2 separate regions of the Mus musculus genome follow, and region 2 is linked to region 1. A link is a loop called in an ENCODE intact Hi-C map of the cell type or tissue named here. Cell type or tissue: left cerebral cortex. All regions are shown on one strand. Each heading gives the region's core, and the rest is flanking DNA. Links, peaks and the distances in the headings are about the cores only.

Region 1 (11,379 bases), core at 2,143-10,142:
AGTATATCTTTAGACAGATTGTGCATATGTGTGTGCACGCGAGCATGCGTGCATGCGTGCGTGTGTGTGTGTGTGTGTGTAGGATATGAGGTATATATGTATATGATGTGTGTGGTATATGGCACATGTATGTACTTTGCAGTGGGATATAAGTATAGATATGTGGCAAGTGTGTTCATTTAACAAATCAACACTTATGTCACATAAGAGAGAACACATTTTCCAGACCAAATTAGAACTTAACCATCAACGTCATGAGAGTTTCTAAAGCTATCGTTCAAATGTTTTAGGCAGTATTTGCATGCAAGCTACACATTCCAAGGTGGTTAAACAACTTTAAGAGAAAATATCAACCTTTAAAGTTCAACTCATCTAGAACCAAAACAAAAATCCAGTTAGTTTCACCGTCTGAGGTCCTGGGTGGACTCATAAGGACTTGGCAAGCACGGGTTTGCATGAACTTTACCCATAGTTACTAAAAAAATAAAGCTGTAAGAAAAGGATGTCATTGTAGATGAGTCAAGTCAAAATTTAAGAATAAATTTCAGAATAAATCTAGTTTATAAAAACCACCCATAAAGATAAATAGAAGATTAATGAATAAAACAGATGACTCACAAACTCCAGATGTCACTAGATTCATAAACCAGAGAAAAATGATTTTAAAAGCATTTTTTAAAAAAACTTAGCTCTAGAAGAAAACCAGTCCCAACATACCAAGGAAAACTCCCTCCTTGTCAGTTGGTAAAACCTCCTCTACGCCTGGGGAGTCAGTGGTAGAACTCTAACTGAGCATGTGTGTGGCCCTGGGGTCAATTCCCAATAATGACATTTCCATAGAGACCCTATCATTTTCACCCCAGTAAAGAAATGATGGCACAAACTGATACAGAGGGGTCAGCAGGATCTATGAGCAGCCCAGGCTGCCAGCTCCCTGGGTGCACCACAGTGTGCACCGCTCAGTGCAAGGACCTCAGCCGTTCTTCTCTGTTTGATCTTATTTTGGTAGTTTGCACTTGGGACTGCCCTAAATGGGATCACATCTCAGCACATCAACCCCTCTCAGCCTTTTAAAATGTGGTTCGAAAGAGCCTTTCTTTTGATGACCATGTTGGGGCCAGCGGCTGGCCTGATGCAGACCACAGTCTCACAGCCCACAACTGTTGTCTCTGCAGCCACCAAGCAGTTCCAAAACCAGGCCTTAGACCTGCTTGTCTGCAACGGCTCTTCGGTGCCGGGCTCAGACCAGCTTTCCTGTCTAAGGTCTCCCTCACTGGAACTAGGAAAGAGAAGAAGGAGCAGCCTGAGAGAGCCCCATGCCAGCCACTCTCACAACACAGGTGGGGAGCCACAGAACTGTTCTCCTTTATCTCCAGCCATCTCCAGCGACCCTTACATCCAAATAGAGAGCAAGCTTTAGATTGGCACATCATGACAGTTCATGGTTCTCAGCTGTCAGGGTTTCCGTTCTGTCTATCCGGGGCATGGCTTGTTGTTCATTCTCTATTATGATACCACAATTAAGCATGTATCTGGAATACTTAGAGGGTGTCTTAGTCAAGGTTTCTATTCCTGCACAAACATCATGACCAAGAAGCAAGTTGGGGAGGAAAGGGTTTATTCGGCTTACACTTCCATACTGCTGTTCATCAACAAAGGAAGTCAGGACTGGAACTCAAGCAGGTCAGAAAGCAGGAGCTGATGCAGAGGCCATGGAGGGATGTTCTTTACTGGCTTGCCTCACCTGGCTTGCTCTGCCTGCTCTCTTATAGAACCCAAGACTACCAGCCCAGAGATGGTCCCACCCACAAGGGGCCTTTCCCCCTTGATCACTAATTGAGAAAATGTCTTACAGTTGGATCTCATGGAGGCATTTCCTCAACTGAAGCTCCTTTCTCTGTGGTAACTCCAGCTGTGTCAAGTTGACACAAAACTAGCCAGTACAGAGGTGTAACGTAGTGTTGCCACTGAGACCTGGCTGGCAAAGTCTAAAGCTGAGCCCTCCAGAGTGCATAAGCCCCCCACCCACCCTTATTGAACAGCAGGCTCAGGTTGTCATTAAGTCCACAGAGTGCTTACCCAGGATGCTGGAAGCCCCAGGTATGATCCCCAGCACCAGGGGATCTCCAGGGACCAGACAGGGCTACTCACACCTGCAATCTCCATACAGAGGTGGAGGGAGACAGGAGGATCAGAAGTTCAAGGTCATCATTGACTATATAGTAAGTTCAAAGCCAGCCTGGGATACTAAGACCCTGTCTGGGCATGTAGGGAGAGGGGTGCTTTTTTATGGAAAGAAAGGGATAAACTAACAGCAGGCTCAAGGGTGGCAGAAAATATGGGTTAAATGTGCAGGGAGCTAGGAATCCTGTTGGTTGGGAACTTTTTTTAGTTTCCAGTTTCTCATACTTCTTCAACGTTAGCAGCTGCCCACAGAAACAAATCAAAACCCACCCAGCTTCAGTATCCACAGTGCCCTCTCAAGTAGATGAACTTGACGTGTCGGAGTTATCACTCCTGTATATGACATCCAGTTGCCACCTACCAGGAAGTACTTCTCATAGATCGGGTGTGATGATGCAGTGCTGGATTTTTCCAGAAATCTAGAAAACATCCGGGGCATTCTTTAACTTAGAAAAACAAGTGTATAGAAAGGAGTTGAGTCCTTTCACAAACTCTAAACCCTAGGGTTTTAGAACTGAGTTCCGGGTTTAAGATGCAGGCTTTTGAAGGTTCCAGAAGAACTCTTCGTTCATCAATAACACCATCAGATAAACACCACCGTAAGAAGTTTTTTTAGTTTTGTGGGGTTTTTTCAATAAAACTAGTCGGTTTTGAAGTCAACATGACAATGTGGGAAATCTGCTCACATGTGCCGACAGAGGGCCACGTGATTATGCACACAAGGACTGCAATTGTCCCTTAGTATCTGTTTGGCTTCCTTTCTGTGTGATCTCAAACTTCTCCGGAGATGCGGGGAACCACCCCTGGCTTTATGCTCACAGGAGCATAAACACTCACAGCTGCGGATAAACAACCAGGCCAATAACAACTGGGTCACTATAGTGTGGGTCACTGGTGCCTGCATCTCTATGTGTAGGTGCCTCTGGGGCACTGCTGTACCCTCTTCCTGGGGACACACATAGACTCTGAGTAGACCCAATCAGCTTTCTGGCCCTGGATATACGGCTGCTGACACTGGGATAACTCAAAACTGTCCCCACAGAGAGATCCCAGGCTAAGCAGGCTATCTTATCTTCCTATGTTGGTCCTGTGGCGTCATCTCACAAGGGCAAAGCCTTCATTAAAGTGATTTTTCTCCCTAAAATACCATTTTAATTTGTCTGGCTGAATATTCAAATTCCAGATTCACTGACCTACTGTTTGGGCACCGGTACAGCTGACACCAAGTCAAATGGTTCTTTTAAAGTATGGGTTTGAAAAAATGTCCCTCATTTTGAAAGCAACCCTCTACGTTCTATGGGGTGCGTACCCCAACAGCTCTACCCAAGCTCTATTTACCTATTTTTTAAAAGCTTAACAGAAACAAGCAGAAGAAGCAATTAGGAGACTACCAGAGGTAATGACTACATTCCAGGCACAGTTTAATCCCGAGGTTATCAGTGTTGGCTTTCCTTTGCTTATCGGGTTGGCTTTGCCCTTTGGGCCCTGGACGTATCAGTTAAATGATCAGCAGTCATCCTTTCCTGAGATACACGCAACAGGATGTGCGTATATTATGCTGATCTGTGCCCCCTTTGTGAAAGTATAGTGACAGTATATGTGATTTGTGTTCAGTAGCTGAGAGGACCAATTAAAAGCAAGCTGAAGAGAGGGAGGTCCTCGGCCACATTCCCTACATGCGTTTTATACAGTCAAAGATAATGTGCACCCCTTAGGGAATTTGGTTCCAAGCTGCCAAGATGCTACATTTTATCTGAAGAAGTGTCCTATGGAAGTTTTAAATTGGATCTGCAACTACCGCTTACAGGCCAGACGTCTGTCCCACAGGTTTGTTGACACAGGTGACTGAGAGAGCATCTACTTCAACCGAAAAAGCAGTGCCCTGGGGCAGAGCATTGGGGGGGGGGGGGCACGATGAAATGAGCCCCTGGTCTCTCTCCTGGCTCTCATCTGGGCAAAGCATGGCTGTGTCTGCTGCAGCTGGTCTGGCTGGAAGAAATGAGCACTTGGCAGATGGGCTGAGCTGTGCTGGGTACCTTATAGGCCTTGGCACGCTTGAGAGCTGCGGGGATTCTATCAATTACGTTGGGATCTTTAAAATTATTATCATTTTTTGTGTTACAAGAAAAGCTCCTTTCCCTCAGGTGGGTCCAAGAGCCACAACCTCATTCCCTCTTTAGTCCATGAAAAGGTAAGACTTTTATCATCCTGAAAAATAGTCTCAAATGCTCCCCATGGCTGTAAACCAAAACAGTTCAGAGCCAAAGAAAATCTTTCTGGGTAAGACGCTAAGAACCCATCTTTTATAGGAAGCAAGGCAGTGTCTCCTGCCCTGCCCTCTAGAAGCTGGTTGCTCTTGCTCTGGGGGGTAACTATGGCCCACCCCGCCGCCAGGGGAGGACACAGAAGTTGTGACATCGCTCATCGGGGAGAAGGCTGGCTGCCAGGCTTGACAAGTGTACCTCAAGTAGGCCAGACCATGATCTCAGGGATGGATTTCTAGGGAGAGAGGGACATCTGATGAAGCCAGGTGACCAAAGCATGCTTCAACAACGGTGCCTTGGGGAAAGCAGGCTCCATGCGAGGTGACCAGACAGTTCACCCTTTCCCCCCCACACAGAGCATTTCTAATTCTCTCCTTGCCCTGTCGAGCAAGAGAATGGCTAAGGAGGGCTTATTTCCTCACATCCAACTGTCGTCTGTGTTCCCTGGGGCTTGTCCCTGAACCCTGGGGCTTCAGAGAATGACATCTGTCCCCAGCCCTGACTTCCTCCTCCCCACCGCACCCTGTCTCCGAGACCCCCACCCAGCAGTGTGCTCGGGTTACCCACCTTGACCACATAGGTGACTCCCGGCCCCAGCACCTGATCGCTGGTGTGCGGCGCGCCCCGAGGGGGCCTGGGCAGTGGCTCGTCGCCGGCCCGGCTCTTCCTGGTGGCACTCATGCTGGCGGCCGGGGCGCGGGACCCGGGGGTCGCGCTGCCGCCGTCCGGGGCCGCCAGGCTGGGCGCGCTGCAGCTGCCCGAGAGCCGCGCTCCTGCCCGCTCCCGGGCGGCCGACGACAGGCCACGCAGGCCGGAGCTGGAGAGTTTCAAGTGGGACACCTTGTGGAGCAGGTGGCCCAGGCTGCCGGGCCCATCGTCCGGCGCCTTGCGCAGCGCCTCGCCCGACACCAGGTAGGGGCTCGCCGCGGGCTCCGCCGAGACCTTGCCGCCGCTGCCGCTCACCGACAGGCTGTGGAGAAGGTCATCGACCGATGTCACCGAGTCATTCCTGAAGCGGTTGTACTTGGTGCGTGGAAGCATGCCCCTCCGTGGGCTCGCCGCATCCACCCGGGCGCTGCTGCTGCCGGCCCTGGCGCGGACTGCCGCGCATAGCACACGAGCCGCGGTCCCCCGAGCGGGACGAGGAGCCCGAGTCCCAGGACAGCCTTTCCGGAGAGGGACAGCCGAGGCCGACGACCGAGCCCTTTTCACCGTTACAAGGCAGCAGAGCAGCAGCCACGCAGCGCGGGCCCTGGAGACCGAGGGTTGGGGTGGAACGCTTGCCTTGCAAAAGTCATAGTTGCGGCTGATGGAGCGAGCGGCCAGCTGCACGGGGCTGCTCCCAGCAAAAGCGTGACTCACTCTGAGGAGACCCTTCTCAACAAAGGCTCGGTGAGCTCCGCAAATCACTTCCTGTAGCAAAAAGAGAGAGAAGAAAACGACATCCACCCGCTGACAGCAACTACAGCCAATCAGTTCTCAAATTTCCTTTTTCTACCTTCGCAGATATTTCCTTCCAGTCTTTGCCTTTTCACCTACCCCCTCCCCATCCCGCATCTGTGCCAAAGGTAAATCCAGTCCCGTCAAATGATCTCTTGAACTTTCCGCAACCCATTATTCCGTGCAATGGCTTGCTCTTCCCTTGCTCAGCTCATGTGGATGAAGCCCAGAAGTGTCTGACAGGGATGCGTTCAAATGTGACGAAGGCTTTTAAAGAAGTCTTCAAGGCGAATCCTGATGAATCCTGATTTTGGAAAGTAGCAAGAATTTTAAGTAGGAAAAAAAAAAAGAGGGGGGACCCTTCACCAGCAGATGAATATTTAAGAAAGAAAGAAAAAAACCTGTCAGTTTCCTGTGGTTTGCTTTTCTTGTTCAGATCAGCAGAGCAGCCATGTATCTGTGGCGGTGCAATTCCTGTACCAATTCACGAAAAAAAAAAAAAATCAGCACAGAAATTTCTTCTCAGTACAGCTCAGAGGGGGTCTTCCCTAATAATTTACAGCAGTCAGCAGCCGTACTCAGCTAGGGTTCAGTTGAAAAATCTACTTCAAAAAAAAACCTGCATCTCTGCTGAGCGGCAACAGGCTCCAGAAATCCATGCCAAAAAAAGAGAGAGAGAGAGAAAGAGGGCCGCGTTTTGAGTTTTATTCCAAGTGAATGTGTTTCAGCCCTGGAAGCATGCCTTAGTAGCATTACCAATCCGTTTCAATGTCCCTTCAGTTGCTGCTTGCAGCCCTGCAGTCAGGCAGGAAAAAAAATGCGGCTGCTCTAACTGTCCATCAAATCCACAGCAAGAATGGCCTCTTCCTTGCGAGTCGGGCCCAGGCTTGCAGTGACACGCACAGGCCTTCTTCCTGACGCTTGGGAGAATAGGACATCGACAGCCTCCCCGAGGGTCTGACCAAGATTCTGAGACCCACTGAGCCCTTCCTCGGTGGCCTCTACCAGGTGGCCTCATGTGTTAAGACAGATAACCTGCACCACCGAGAAGTCAATCGCTGTCAAAGTTTCCTGGTAACTTCTGTGCAAGCGAATGCATTTGCCTTCTAGCACACTAGCAGGTCACCCTGAGTCTTCTCACGCCCAGGGCTGATCTCGGGAGGCAGTGCGGTTCCCAGGCTTTCTGGGAGCCCCAGGAAGGGAGTTTAGGGAGAGCCACCCGTGGCGGCCGTGCAAGTGAGGCCGGTTCCAGAGGACGAAAAAGCGCAGAGCCGCCAGGCCCGCCCTGGCGCAGCAAACACGTCCCCACCGCTCTCCAACCGCGCGGCAGCCCTAGCTGAACAGCCACCCCGCACTCTCTTTTCTCCCTTCCTCTAGCTCGCATAGCAACAGCAGATGCGCACCCCACGGACGATTTCGATGGTGATTGGAGTCCCCCTCCAATCTGAAGCAAGTCAGCCCCACCATTCCCAAACCGTGGTCTTCTTCATTAGAAGCAGACAAAAAGAAAAAAAGAAAAAGGAAAAAAAAAAAAAACAGACCGAATGTGAATGAGATGCTGTTTGTGTGAATGAAAGGGCCGGCGAGCGAGCCAGCGTTTCTGTGAATGGAGCGGGTCCTTGCAGCCGGTGCCAGGCAATCCCCTGGGCTCAGGCGGCTTCAGCCAATGAGAGGCTGAGCCGATGACTCATTCAACAAAGGCTCGCTCAATAGTGGAAGATTCCATTTCAATCAAGGGCGGGATCTTTTATCCAACAGCAGTGTGGGAAAAAAAAAGAGAAAGAAAAAAAAAAAAATAACACCACCCAGATTGATTACAAAAATTCTGGGAGGAAGAAACAAGCCGGTATAGAGAGATGGGGAAAATTAGTTTTATAAGGGTGTTGGAGACTATCGGGTCAGTTCCGGGTGAAGCAGGACCACTCTCTGGGAGGTGAGCTGTACCCAAACTTTCATTCACTGGTTCTTCTACCTCACAGAGCAGCCATGAATGTACCAGCTTTTATTATGAATGCACACAGAAGACCCAGTCAAAGGCTAGCCTCTTCCCCATGAAGTCTTTCCTAATAAAGGAATAAAGAAGACCTATGCAAGCTAAGTCTCCAGAGCAGCGGAGGGGATCCCAAAGCTACATCATTTAACCCTTTAGCCAACAAGGAGACTTTGGATTCTATTATGAGGCCAACGGAGGGAGCCGACTGAGAAAATATGAATGGCGGTGTAAATTTACATACAACAATTAGACTCGTTGGTGTTAGACGTTAATATACCAAGAATATCATATAGTACAGCTAGAGCTGCTGTTAGCTGGAAAGTGATACGAATATTTTGGTGTACAGGAAAAAAGAAAATAAATTAAAGAGCCCAAATGCGTCAGATGGAATTCCACAGCCCCTGCAGGGGAACTCTGCTCACGTGCCTGTCCCAGGAGAGCCCTTTGTTCGCCCTAGGGAGCCTGGCTGTCGCTTATTTTAGGCATGATCCCCCAAAGCCCAAGCTCTGGGCTGTCAACTCGAAACAAACTGGCACCAGTGAGAACGAGGATAGATAATTCTAGATGCCATGTTCAAAGTCTGCGCTATGCTGTGACTATCACGTGTTCACTGGATGCTTATGTTGAAGTCTAATCCTGGCCACCTTTCTTTCAAAAGGTGAAAGCTTAGTCTGTGTCATTTAGGGGAGGGGCTTCTGGGACAGGACTGGGATTAGGTCATCAGAGTAGAGGAGCAATAGCCCAGTCTGTAAAATGCTTTATCTTGCAAGCAAGAGGACCTGAATTCAATCCTCAAAAACTCAACATTTAAAAAAACAAAACCAAAAATACTAACAGACAAACAAATAAATGGGCTGACGACCCAGTGTTACACAGCCAGCCAGCCCAACCCCTCAGCAAGTTTTAAGCCAAGAAGAGACCTTATTTCAAACAAACAAGATGGGGTCAGCAAGATTGCTATCAACCTTGATGATTGGAATTTAGTCCCCAGGAGCCACACAGTGGAGATGATGTTGTCCTCTGACCCCCTACACATGTGCTCTAACATGCATCTAATGAAAAGCTATTTTTAAAGAAAACATGGCTGTCATCCAAGAAATGAGAGTGGAGGCCATACTCTGTCCTCCACATGCAGGTATGGCACACTTCCACACAAGCACACACAAGGATGCACCTGCACACATATAACCACATAGAAGTAGAGAGTCTGAACACACACACTCGTGTGTGCACACAGGCATACGTGTTCCCAGTCTCTCACCGTCTTAAGCCCTGAGCCACCTCAGACTCTGCTAGCAAGAATCCCAAGAATTTGGTCTCTCAGCTGTACCAGACTAAGGAGCAGAGGTAAATTATCTTTATTCATAACTCACTTAGTTTATTGGACTGTGTTATTAACCAGAGATATGGATGGAAATCCTATAACAATGCCAAGAAAGTGCCTTGCCTGGGCAGCTGACATTGAGAACTGCTCACCCCTGACCACCTGTAGCCAGGCATCTTCCACTGAGAGGAGTGCAAGGCAAAGTCCACATTTCCTACCTGGAGGATTCACCTGAGTCAAGTCCTGTTCATCAGAGTGGAGAGTCTAATCAGGTGAGGAAGGGAATAAGTGCATGGGAGTGGCCAGCTTAGGGTTAGGAGCCTTCTGTGTAGAGGCATCAAGTGCAGAGGTTGAAACCCGGGAATTCCAAATTGTCTAGATGAGATATAAAAAGGGTGGTCAGATATGGGGTAGGTGGTACATGCTTCTGATCCCAGCATTTGGGCAGTTGAAGCAGGACATTTGAGGGCTCTAGTGGGACAGTCTGGGTTACATGGTGAGATTTCATCTCGAAAACAAACAAAACAGCCAGAAATTGTAGGATAAGCATAAATCCCGAGCCATCTGAGGAACTGCCCTCACCAACCAGGCACACCTACTGCAAGTCCAGCTTACATCCTGTTTTGCATAAAGGAAGCCAAGGGTCACTGGGGCTACACAATGTGCAGTGACCACATCTTCTATCTTCATGGCCACACACAACCCTGCCTCAGAGAGGTAGGTGTGGTGTACAGTGTCCAGTGGGGCTTCTCCCTTCGGGCAGTGCTCATTCATCATTAACGACAATGTTGCCAGTGGACTGAGAGACAAAAAGGTTCAGACTTTCTAGAAGATAGAAGATGGGCTATATTACAAAGAGAGGCTAGGGAGATGGCCAGTCAGTGAGATGGCTGACAATACACCCAGAACCCACAGAAAAAGCCAGGCGCGGTAGTGTGTACCTGAAGTCCTCATGCTGAGAACAAAGATCCCAGAAGCTCCATAGTCAGTCCTATCCAAACAATGAGCTCTGCTTTCATGACAGATGCTGTCTCAAAAATTAAGGTGGAGCTCAGGGATTGAGAGCACTGGCTGCTTTCCCGGGGGACCACAGTTAGATTACCAGCACCCACATGGTGGCTCACAACTGTCTGGGATTCTGACTCCAGGGAAGTTGATGCCCTCTTCTGGATCCTTCCGCACTAGGGCTCACACATGCCGTCGAAACATCAGTATCCATAAAACAAAAATAAGAAAGGGAGAGAGTGATAAAGACATCTTCCTGCAGTCACACGCACGCACACACATGAAAACACACACAAACACATATGCATGCCAAAAGCATAAACACAAATATTAAGATGTAATAGAGTATAACGGAGGTGAAGCTATTGTGTCTTACAGTGTAAAAGAGGAGACCAGAATGGAAGCAAGTAGGGAGCAGGGACAAGGGAGAGAGAGTGGACCAACTGACCCTCCCTGGGGAGGATGGAAGTGATTGACAGCTCTTTCAAGGTCCAGGTATGAAACAGAAATCTTCCTCAGGAGGCAAATGCAGAGGACAGCATTAAAATCAGACTCGTGGAGATGGCCTCAGGTCATCCAAAAAGAAGGAGAGACACCAGAAATTCGCAAGAACCAAAATCCTTGGTGGACCAATGAGCTTATCCCAGTCATTTGTTGGAGTATGGGTGAGGGTTTACTTACGGGAGCATAGACAATTCAAAGGCAACTATGTTACCAAAAGCCCTACCCCAGCAGGAACAACTTATGAAAGCCATATTCCCCAGGAACTTGCAGGCCACCCCACTGAACAGTCTCCCGCTAGCAACTGCCTACTGCTTTGACAGCCTTGAGACTGTATGAGTTTTACAGGTCTCTGAGTCTTCTTTCATTAACTTCCCCCAACCCCCATCTCTGGGAGGACGTATTTAAACTAGGAGGAAATAACCACACAGTGGGATTGCAGGCTTTGGGTTGGCTTTCCTGGTAGATGTTTATCAGACCAGCACAAATAGATAGATAGATAGATAGATAGATAGATAGATAGATAGATAGATAGATAGATAGATAGATAGATAGATGATAGATGGATAGATAGATAGATAGATAGATAGATAGATAGATAGATAGATAGAAGTGGGTTGAGAAGTCAGAATGGATTTGGGGGGGGGGGGAAGGAAGCTGTCCTTAGT
Region 2 (11,379 bases), core at 1,768-9,767, 130 kb before region 1:
TAATGGTGATGGGCCCACAGACAGTTGCCCCATTTCCATAGGCTGAGAGCCGCAGAGCCCAGGTCTTCCTGACCTGGCATAAGGTATGGGGGCTGGGGCGCTGGGCAAGCTCAGGGTTTCCTCTCCACTGGTTGCTGGAGACAAAGCTCACTCCCGGCAGAGACAATGGGCAGGCTGCTCTCGAGGTGGTAATTGATGAGGTGGCTGATGCTGTCAAAGACCCTGTCCTTCGTCCGGATCTGTGAGGACAAAAGGAAAGAGAGGTTGAGCAGGTGTCGTGGGGCAGAAAAGAAAGACCTTATTGCAGTAGAGCTATCTAGAACATCTGACTTGGTCCAGAAAGGCAAGGGGAGGACCAGGTTTCCTGGACCTGAGGTCGCACCATGCTTCAGAGCAGATCTCTGTACAGACCCTGGTCACTGACAGTAGCTGGTCAGTTCAGTGTGCATCACCTACCTGTCCCTCCGAGGCAATCTTTGACCTTTCAGGCCCACTGCCCTGTGGGCACTGCCTACCTCAGTCCTCTCCGCGGCCACGCTGGGACAACAGAAAGGAAGTCCCAGCTAATGAAGACAAGAAAATGCAATAAAACACAGGTCTGGAAGGAAAATAAAATGGCCTTTGTCTATGGACTCCTGCATAGCTATGATAAAGAAACCAACAATGAAAATTATTCTTGGCCTAATACACAATAAAAGTAACTTTCCAACATCTGAAGCTAATATACAAAAGCCAATCACAGGCCAGCGAGATGGTTCAGTGGGTAAAGGTGACCTTAGTTCAAACCCTGGAGCCCGTGTGAGGACGGAAGTAGAAAACCAACTTCAGAAAGCTGCCCTCTGACCTGCACACATGCATTATTGCATGCATGCGCTCCTACACACACACACACACACACACACACACAGACACACACACACCTAATAACAATAAGTAAATAAAAATGTTAAGTTAATCACTTTCTTATACACTAGCAATGGCCACATAAAATTTGAAACAGAATGCCAACCAATTATTGTACCATTAAAAAAAATAGAATACTTAGGTATTCAATGAAATATTTAGGTATAAGTTTAGTAATGCATAAACAATGTATGAAACTAATTTGTTGCTATTAATAATTTTTTTCTAAAGTTTATTAAGAGAAGAAAAACGATCCAGATTAGTCTCCAAAGTACTGAAAGAGAAGAACAGGGTTGGTTCCAGGCTACAATTCTGGACCCAGAAAGAAGAGAAATATGGAAAAATTCACTGCAGGAATCAAGACACTGAGGTGTTAGAGGAAGGACAGACTCTCGAACCTGGACCAGAGTAACGAGCCAGAAACAGACCCATCAAATAATGCTTGCTAACTTTTAATGAGAGATAAAGTCATGGACTGAAGAAAACAGTGCTTTTAATAGATAATCCTGGAATAATTGGGCATCCATGTGGGAAAAAAAAATAAAGACCTTATATCTGTTCAAACATTGACTCAAATGTATTAAATGGAGACCAGAAAATCATGAAACTCTTAGAAGATAATTTAGGAAGACATGTAGACAACTATGGTGTTAGATAAAAGAAAATGATCATAGATTCACAGAGAGGAACCTGATAGGAGAGCGCCCTTCAGACAGGTTCTATTAGGAGACTGGCTCAAGGCCTCCATGACGAGGCCTCAGAAAGGCAGAGTATTGGGATAAATAAGACACTGTACCCACCTTCAATTCTGTTCAACAGAAGGAGTTTCTGACTCAGAGACCTTCCAAGGAGGTGGGAGCAAAGTTCAAGTCAAGAAGGTACTAATAAAGACTAGCATTTGAAATTGGGAGACACATACACCCTCGGACAGAGGGAGGGAAGGAGGGAAGAAGGGAGGGAGGGAGGGAGGGAGGAAGGGAGGGAGGGAGGAAGGGAGGAAGGGAGGAAGGGAGGAAGGGAGGAAGGGAGGAAGGGAGGAAGGGAGGAAGGGAGGGAGGGAGGGCACCATATGGGAAGTACAGTGGTCTCTTGGTGTCTCTGGTGAGGCACCTCTCCAGCATCCATAAAACTGTGCATTTATTGCCCCTTGTGTTTTCAAGACCCACTATGGACATCAAAATCCAGAGAAATTCAAATCCCTTATTTGTAACATGATTCACCATTTGCAAAATATACATACATCCCACCATAAATTCAAAACAACCTCCAGATCTCTTGCTAGATTTACAGGCCAGAGGCTGCCCCCACCCCCACCCCAGGCTGTTCTCCAACCTTCCACTACCCCATTCTCTCCCACTACCACTCTACCCCTCCCACCATCCCCTCTGACACCTAACCCATCCCCTCCTACCACCACCTCACCCCTCCCCTCCCCACCCCACCCCAACCCCCACCCCTGGCAGCTCTCTTTCTGGGACAGAAAGTGACAAAACCGTGACCTGTGACTTCACGGCTCTTGTAGGGAACTCATTTCTCTCCCTTCCACTGCAGCTGTGAGCAAGCCCAGCTCCCTGGTCTCTGGACCAAGGGCCACCTTGAACTATATCTTCCCTTCTCTCTAGTGCCTTCTGGTGCCTGGCATGTAGACCACACCAGGGTAGGATGTGGTTTGGAGAGCTTGGCTTTGTGCCCCACACTGAAATCCTGTAAGGCTCAGAAGCCCCAATTGTCCTTAGGGACTGAGGGACCCTTCTCTCAGGACTCCTTCATGCTATATGACCTTAAGGGCATTGAAGGTTCTCTCTTCACGACCTTATCCTTCTGCCTCTGGACCAATGTGCTCTCTCCCCCTCCCCCTCCCCTTCTCTCCCTCTCCCCCTCCCCCTCTCCCTCCCTCTCTCCCTCTCCCCCCCTCTCCCTCTCTCCCTTTCCCTCTTCCTTTTTCTCTCCCCCTCCCCTCCCCTCCCCCTCCCCCCCCCGCCCCCCTCTCTCAGCACTCTGTTCTTCCTTATCAAGGTCTGGTCATGGCTGTCTGTCCTCCTGAAGCTTTCTCTTCTAACAAAGATAAGTCCTGCCTCTGTTTCCCTTTTCTACACGCCTGCTGTTCTCCCTAACATTTACAATGCTGTGGACATGGCTGTTCCCGAGCTCAGTCTGAAGGACAACAGCAAGAAGACCCTTAGTACCTTCTCAGTACAGATGGTTTTCTCTAAGTCACAACCGCCCATAAAGGATCCTGTCACAGGCAGTTCCACCTTGAAAATACTGTCTCAGGAGCTCTGTGGCTGGGGAAACGGCCAGTCTCTCGTGCCAAGAAGATAACTTGGCAGCTCTTGTGGGCTCCCACAAAACCCTACTGCAGACCTCACCCATCTTTGGGAGCTCAGAAGAACTTAGAAGGTGTGCTGTCTCTTCAAGCCTTCAGGGGTTGGGTGCTGTCTGACCCACCACAGAAGAAATCACAGGGAACCTTCAGTTCTGCGAACAGGGGGAAGCAGACACCGCTACCCACGGGGTCTCCAAATCTGTCTCAATGATCACAGCATCAGACTCATGAACAGAGGAAGGCCCACAGGGAACACAACCATCCCTATATCTCCGTGAGATCCCACAAGGTCAGAGTCAAGCTAGAGAAGAGGAAGATGGCATCTCCCTGCAGGTGAGTCTCCTGGGGAACAACATCAAGGCAGGATGCCTGCCTGTCTAAAATGGCTCCCAGGTGAGGCACCTCTCCAGCATCCATAAAATTGTGCATGTATTGCCCCCTTGTGGTCACAAGCATGCAATATTAGGGGAATTGAAAGTTTCCAGGGGGAAGGTTCCTTCAGCATGGTTTGTAGTGCTTGGGAAGGTTTTGTTCCTGGACAGCAGCTCCATCACTCAGAACTCTACACGTATGCTAGCCCAGGAAGAAGCTGAGAGGGGCAAGCCCACAGCACTCCAGGAGCGACACAGATTCCCCCAAAATAGGTCCTTCCCACCCAGGACCTTCCCTGACAAGGAAGTCATACCAATCCAGAGCTGACAGTGACTTGACACAATCACAGTGGGTGGCACCTTCATCTCTGCCTTCCTGGAGAGTGATCTAAACATAGTCCTGGTGATAGCCATCGCCTAGAAAACCATTGTGCCAGGCAGAGACTGGTCCCAGCTGCCCACAGCAAGGATGGCACACAGTCTAGTCAGAACTGGGCCTCCAGAGGGGTACCCAGGCAGGAACTTGCCTAGCTTCAATGTTGGCCAAGCACCTAACAGTGCCTGGGCAGCCCAGAAACTGGGAGGAAGATGCCTAACACTACTGGCAGGGGAGCTAATCCTGCTAGGACACATGATAGGAGACAGAGGGATCCGGGCAGGCATGTGCCTTACTTTGTGGCTTGGTAGCATGTCCCAGTGATTGATAGACTTGAGTGCACAGGTCACTCCTAGTCTAAGCCACTCCAAGCCTGGGCTTCATAGCAGCGGAAGTGCACAGACTTCCTCAATGTGATGGGAACTGTCTCAGAGGGATCTCCACCCAGAACCTCAGGACCTTCTCTGATCTGCATGGAGACCTCTGCTGACCTCCTTCAGTCCAGTCTCCCCTTCCTTCTAGATCTACATCCTGTCCATTGCTAGTTCCTAGGAATGGTTGGGCTGTAGACACAGAACACACAACTCCCATGCCTCACACATTCCTCTTGTTTGTTTACACCTTCAGAGGAGAAGACCGCAAGTAAGAATCAGGCGAAATGAAACAAGCTGTCTGCAGACAACAGCAGTGACCCCAGGTAAGGCACTTCTGGGAGTCAATGAAATATTGGTCTCTTCCCCTTCCCAGAGTCAGATGCTCTGCTCCAGGAGGTTATCTCTCTCTCTCTCTCTCTCTCTCTCTCTCTCTCTCTCTCTCTCGCTCACTCTCTCTCTCGCTCTCGCTCTTGCTCTCTCTCCTCTCTCCCTCTCTCTCTCCTCTCTCTCCTTCCCCTCCTCCTCCCTCTCTCCCCCTAACCCTTCTCTCCTTCTCTCTCCCTCTCTTCCTTACTCTCCTTCTCCCCGTCTCTCCCCCTTTCTCTGCCCTTTGCCCTCTTCCTTCCTCCCCCTCTCTCCCTTCTTCCCTCTTTCCCTACTCTCCACCTTTCCCCTCTCTTCTCCTTCTCTCTGCCTCCCTCTCCTTTCTCTCTCCCTGTCTTTCCTTGATGTTCAGATAGATACAAGAGAGAGACCAACCTCATGGCACCTAACACAGCATCCTATTTCTAGCAACCACCACGACCATATCCTAAAACACCACAGCACAAAGGGAACAGACCAATTCCAACTCAGAAGACAAGTCAGAAAACAGAAAGAAATTCAGTTCACATAAAACAAAAACAAAGGACTTACTACATCCGCTAAGATAAATGTATGAAAAAAATTATTCAATGGGTGACAAAGTCTTTTAGAAATTAAATACACAATTTTACAAAGTATATGAACATATGCTTATGTGAGAGAGAGAGAGAGAGGGAGAGAGAGAGAGAGAGAGAGAGAAAGAGAAAGTTGATAAGGTTGTCAAGAAACGTTCCAAAGCAGCAGAAACTTGAGGGAAAGATAAGTTGTTATTCCTGTAACTTTCCAGTAAGTTTATTTTTAGTGTTCTTAATGGTGGAGCTGTACACTAATAGTATTTATAAGCAAAAAATGACAAGAGGTCAAGCAAGAATATATTACAAAATTATTTTAAATACTTCTCCCTTCCCTTAATTCCTCCTACTCTCCTTCCTTCCTGGAAAACCAGTACAAAATAAAGGTAAGAGAGGTGCCATATTATAGGGTTGGCCCAACTGGGGTCCTGGCAAGGGGAGAGCACGCATGCACAGGAGGTATAGCTCATGGGTCGGAGAACAAGAGGAAACAGGGAAAGACTTCATGACTGTGGAAGTGGAGCCATTGTTTACGGCTAGTAAGTAAAAGCTCTGAGAGCCAACAGCTGAGGGCTCCATGAGTCAAGCCCATGGAGGACCTGGACACTCGAGTGTTGGTGGTTTCTCCCAACACATCACACCGCGCCGGCCTCGCTGGGCCAAGAGGAGGACTCAGCTCTGAATGACTGAGGGGTGGGGGATAGTTTTAGACATACACTGCTGACACAATGATTTGGCACAAAGATCCATCTTCAAGGGTTCTCCCACAACCTCCACCAGCTCTCCCCAACACTATTTATTTAGAGTCCCTTTCTTCAGCACCCCACCCACCACAGAGGCTCCTGGAGCTGGGTTGGGTGGCTTCCCTTTGGCTTCCCAGTGACCTCAGTGCACAGCAAGAGAGCCCAGAGGCTGCTAGACACCGCCGGAATAAATTTAGACTCAGGCCGTTTTTTTTCTCTCTCCCTTTCTCTCTAATCTAACTTGCCAAGCTTCCCCCTTTATAGTCAGGGACCAGCCAATTACCATGAAAATCAGAAGAATAAATATTGAAGAGAACGTGTTCAGCGTCTATTTCAGTGTCCTCGCAGCAAGAAAGCAACTTTGCATTTTTAATTAAGTCTTTCATTTCCATCTCCTTTGCAGCTAAAGCTATCCTCTGTAGGATCAATTAAATGGGATAATCAGATCCACCTAAAAGCTCCTCCGTTTCCCCCCCCCCCCAGGCCCCCAAAGAATAGTCACCAGTGGGTAGGAGTTAACGAGCATTCTTGATGGCTCTGAAAATCTCACTCCAGAGTGACAACTATCCAGGCAGGGATCACAATTCCACTCCCTCGGTTCCTGTACACCTTGTTACGGGCTTGGGAAAATATAATAAACTATTGTTAGTAGGGTATGAGGGCTGGTTTTAATTACTAATCCGATACACTAAACAGTCACCTGGGATGAGAGTTTGAATGAGAATTTATCTAGATCAGGTTAGCCTGTGAGCATGTCCATGGGTGATTATCTTGATTATGATAATTGATGTAGGCAGACCCACCCACTGTGGGCAGCCCTATTCCCTAGGCAGGGAATTCTGGATTGTGTAAGAGCAGATAAAGAAAGCTGGGCACAAGGGTGCATGCATTAATCACTATTCTCTGCTCTTGCCTGTGGATGTCAAAGACATAGAACATGTCTTTTAAGATAATTCTTTGGTGTATAAAGACTTCGAGAAAACATTTAATCATCTTTGTTCTACGCAACGACATACTCAGCTAGACATTTTTTTCAACATTCCGTGTTTTAAATACCAATCTTCAAGCGAAATATTTATACTCTCACAGAATTCTTGAAGAGCTTTCCCTGCTATTTTCTTTTTGATAACCACAACTGAATTGCTGCAAGGCCTGGGGTGGGGGGCGGCAGGGAAGCACGGGGATGGGGAGAGAGCTCTAGGATGCTTCTATTTAGGTATGCTTGTTTGTGGTTTTATACCTGTAAAAATTCACTATAGTTCAACATTAGCAGCATCACAGATGCACACTCACACACCTGTAGAGGGCATGAGGTCCTCATACAGATTAGTACTATAGAAACCAGAGGAAAGAGATATTTGCCTGGTTTCCACCCGGAGAGCTGGGGATGGGTGTACTTCCTAACCTGGTGATCTTTGTTATCTGTAGGGCCAAGCCCCACCCTAATCCCCTAAAAGATCATCTTTATTTATCTCAGACTCACCCCTCTATATCTTGAGCATTGCTTCTCATCTATAGAACCCATCCTTAGGAGAGATTCACTTGTTCTTTATTACATCAGCCCAGGTAACTTCTGTGTTATCTTAGGGCCAGGCCAATCCTGACTCTACAGCCATTTCCAAGTCAACAGAACCCATCTTTCTGGCAGAGGCTGTATGTACTCTGTAAAGAGTTTCAATGTCACTGTACATACAGGACTGGGTTAATTGTCATCAGGAAACTCTTTCTCTGAAGTTGTGCTATGCTTAAATGTGGTTGAAATAAAATGTCCCGGGTCATGCTCTAGAAGTCTGAACCAGCTAAGTCAGGCTGAACTGATTTTCCTTCTGGCCTCTCTCAGTTCGCTACTCTCCCAGCCCTGACGTTTGCAGAGACTCCCTACCTGCTCCCTAAATTCCTTAAACTCTCAGTTCATAATCTATAAAAGCCATGTGGATCAAGCATCCACTCAGTGCCTGTTGAATACCTACTTCAGTGCCTATGAAGGTACAAGATGCATACAGAACACCAAATAGACTGGACAGAAAATAAATTCATCATGACACATAATAATCAAAACACTAAACAAATAGAACAAAGAAAGAATATTTAAAGCTGCAAGGGGGGAAAAAAACCCAAGTAATATATAAAGGCAGACCTATTGAAATAGAACCTGACTTTTCAATGAAGAGTCTAAAGCCAGAATGGCCTAGATAGATGTACTGCATCATCTAGCACTAAGAAAGCACAGATGCCAGCCCAAACTACTATACCCAGCAAAACTTTCCATCATAATAGATGGAGAAAAAAAAAGATATTTCGTGCTAAATCAAATTTAAGTAATATCTCCCTGCAAATTGAGCTCTATAGAAAAACTTCAACCACACTCAAGAAAACACAAAGAACAAATAATCTCAGGCCAGCTAATTAAAAAGGGGTGGGACCCACACCACCACAACAAAATAGCAGGAATCAGTAAACACTGCTCAATGATAACTCCCAATATCAATGGTCTCAATATCCCAATAAAAAGACAGAGTAACGTACTAATTATGAAAACAGAACCCATCCTTCTGCTGCACCCCCTAAAATGAAGGATAGACATCACCTCAGAGAAAAAAGTTACAGAAAGATCTTTCAAGCAAACAGACTAAAGAAACAAGCTGGTGCAACCATTTTTAATATCTGACAAAATAGATTTCAAACCAAAACTAATCTAAAGAGACAGGGGGTGGGGGACTATATACTCATCCCAGGAAAAATCCACCAAGAAAATATGTAATTCTAAACATTTGTGCACCAAATACAAGGGCACCCAAGTTCATAAAAGAAACTACTACAGTACTTTAACTGCTACAGTTAAAAATCACATGTTATTGAACCTCAGAGGATGATCATGAGAAACTTCAATACCCACGTCTTGCCAATAGGCAGGTCATCCAGACAAAAACTAAACAGAGAAACTCTGGAGCTAAATGATGTCATAAACAAAATGGATCTAACATATTTACAGAGTATTTCACCCAAAGACAGAGAATACACCTCCTTCTCATTACCTCATGGAACTTTCTCCAAAACTCACCACATACTCTAACACAAAGCAAATCTCAGCAGATTCAAGAATACTGACTCCTACCCTCCTCTGTGCCCCAAACACACAATCCAACCAAACACTTTGGTTCCCTTCCTGCCTATCCATCACTGATCTAATTCTGCTAAGTAATTCTAACCTTCCTCCTTTTGTTTTCACTGGACAAGAGGTTTTAAAGTAACAATCCTGGCATTTGCTCAATGGTTAAGTTGATTAAATTGCACTTACTGAACTTGGCAATTATTGGACTCTGCCCAGGGTGAAGTCAAATACTCTTATTGATTGGCAGGTAGACAAGCCAGACAAACCCACAGAATTACTCAGACAGAATTGTATCATCAACTCGGTGTCTGAAGGCTGTGTCTCAGTGACCTGCAAAACACGGGGCTAATTGATGGGGACAGTTGCCTGCTGCCCAGCATTCTTTATAGCCTTTAGGAAAGCCTAGAGATTCCAGTTTGGGAAACATTTGGGATAAATATTGAAAATCCAGCAGACTTTTAACTTCTGTGGTCACTGAATACTTTAGGAAGGAAGGGTGTGGTTGCTATTGCTGTAGTGTGCATGTGTGTTTGTGTACGTGTCTACACTCATGTGTGCAGGCGCCTTTGGGGACAGAAGAGGATGTCAAATCCCCTGAAGCTAGAGTTACAGGTAGTTATCTGTAACTGATAACACCCTGATGTGGGTACTAGGAACTGAACTCATGCCCTTTGCAAGAGCAACAAACACTCTTAACTACCGAGCCATTTCTCCGGTGTTCAAAAGTGCAAACGTTCTATTTTTATAAACCTCTGTTTCACAGTTATCTTTGTAGTTTTGTACTTTGGTTTTCAGTTCCAAATGGAGGTCCTTTTCCATAGGATATAAAACATGAATAACTTTTTAAGTGTCCATATGGTAAGTCCAAAGTTCCCCTGTCTCATTATATTCATTCTCTGTGTGTGTGTGTGTGTGTGTGCGTGTGTGTGTGTGTGTGCGTGCGTGCGTGCGTGCGTGCGTGTGAGAGAGAGAGAGAGAGAGAGAGAGAGAGAGAGAGAGGAAAGAGAGGGGGGGAAGAGAGAGAGAGGGGAAAGAGAGAGAGAGAGAGAGAGAGAGAGAGAACCACCCTGAGTGACGGCCTTCATCTTCCGCTTTGTCTGAGACTCTTGTAGAGGTTTCTCATTGTTCACAGTTATATACATCAAACTAGCTCCAGGGGCGTGTCTACTCTCTGCCTCTGTGCTGGATAGCTAAATGTTAACGTGACACAAGCTAATGTCATCTGACAGGAGGGAACCTCAATTGAGATAAGACCTCCATAACAGCAGGCTGTAGGCAAACCTGTTAGATAATTTTTAAATTAGTGATTGATAGGAGAGGTCCCAGTCCATGGGGGTGGGGCCGCCCTTGGGCTGGTGGTCCTGGGTTCTATAAGAAAGAAGCCAATAAGCAGTGCCCCTCCATGTCCTCTGCATCAGCTCCTGCTTCCAGGTTCCTGCCCTGTTTGAGTTCCTATCCTGACTTCCTTTGGAAGACCAAGTCTAATAAACCCTTCCCTCCCCAAGTGGCTTTTGGTCACAGTGTTTCATCAGAGTAATAGAAACCCTGACTAAGATGTTCTCCCATCTCACTGTGAGAACATTAGGAGTACAGATGCCTCCGTGCCTGGCTTTTATGTGGATCCTACAGATTCAAACTCTGGTCTTCATGCTCCTAATGGTGTAGGGCTTGAATGAAAAAAAAATGTCCTCCATGGGCTCATGTATTTGAATGTTCAGTGATGCTGTTTGGGGAACCATTGGACGGTGCATCATTTCTGAGGAAGTCCATCGCAGGGGATGGGCTGTTGAAGGTGTGTAGCCTCATACCACTTCCAGTTCACTCCTGGTCCTGACATGTAGACAAAATGTGACCAGCAAAGCTTCACACTCCTACCACCATGCCATTCCCATCATTGTTCGTTCATTCTCTCTCTCTCTCTCTCTCTCTCTCTCTCTCTCTCTCACACACACACACACACACACTCTCTCTCTCTCTCTCTGGAACTGTGAGCCAAAACATGCCTCCCTCCAGTTGATTTTGACAAGCTCTTTACCCACTGGGCCATTTCCGAGGCTCCCTTATCCATTATCTTTCAACAAAAGGTTTATCTTTAAACTTTTGATTATGTGCTCACAAGCAGCAGTGCCTGTGGAGGCCTGAAGAGAGCACTGGATTCCCTGAAGGGGATGTTAGAGGGGGTTGTAAATCACCAAATGCGGCTGCTGGGAACCAAACCCAGGTCCCCTGCATCAGCAAT

The links. Hi-C counts contacts between places; a loop is a spot of excess contacts. Peaks named below come from ENCODE experiments on the same cell type or tissue, not always from the same donor. Only the 100,000 strongest peaks of a DNase experiment are listed, where the experiment ranks them.
Region 2: it touches region 1 in a loop (5-fold over the local background); 5 of 42 quality-filtered maps call a loop at or near these places.

Annotation. Positions count from the first base shown.
Region 1 is chr13:51,561,956-51,573,334 of GRCm38, forward strand. Shc3 (src homology 2 domain-containing transforming protein C3) reads right to left here and starts at 7,496. Exons shown (of 12, transcript NM_009167.5): 1 at 5,016-7,496. The coding sequence starts at 5,489. In left cerebral cortex, for the core only: a CTCF peak has its summit at 4,518; DNase peaks (open chromatin) are centred at 3,100, 3,884, 4,235, 4,584 and 6 more places; H3K4me3 peaks cover 6,008 bases; H3K27ac peaks cover 4,181 bases.
Region 2 is chr13:51,431,043-51,442,421 of GRCm38, forward strand. It overlaps Shc3 (src homology 2 domain-containing transforming protein C3), which reads right to left. Exons shown (of 12, transcript NM_009167.5): 12 at 1-239. The coding sequence ends at 111. Among named protein-coding and RNA genes, the nearest start is that of Gm32834, 18 kb to the left of the region's middle. In left cerebral cortex, for the core only: a CTCF peak has its summit at 3,678 (motif pointing left); DNase peaks (open chromatin) are centred at 3,620 and 6,232.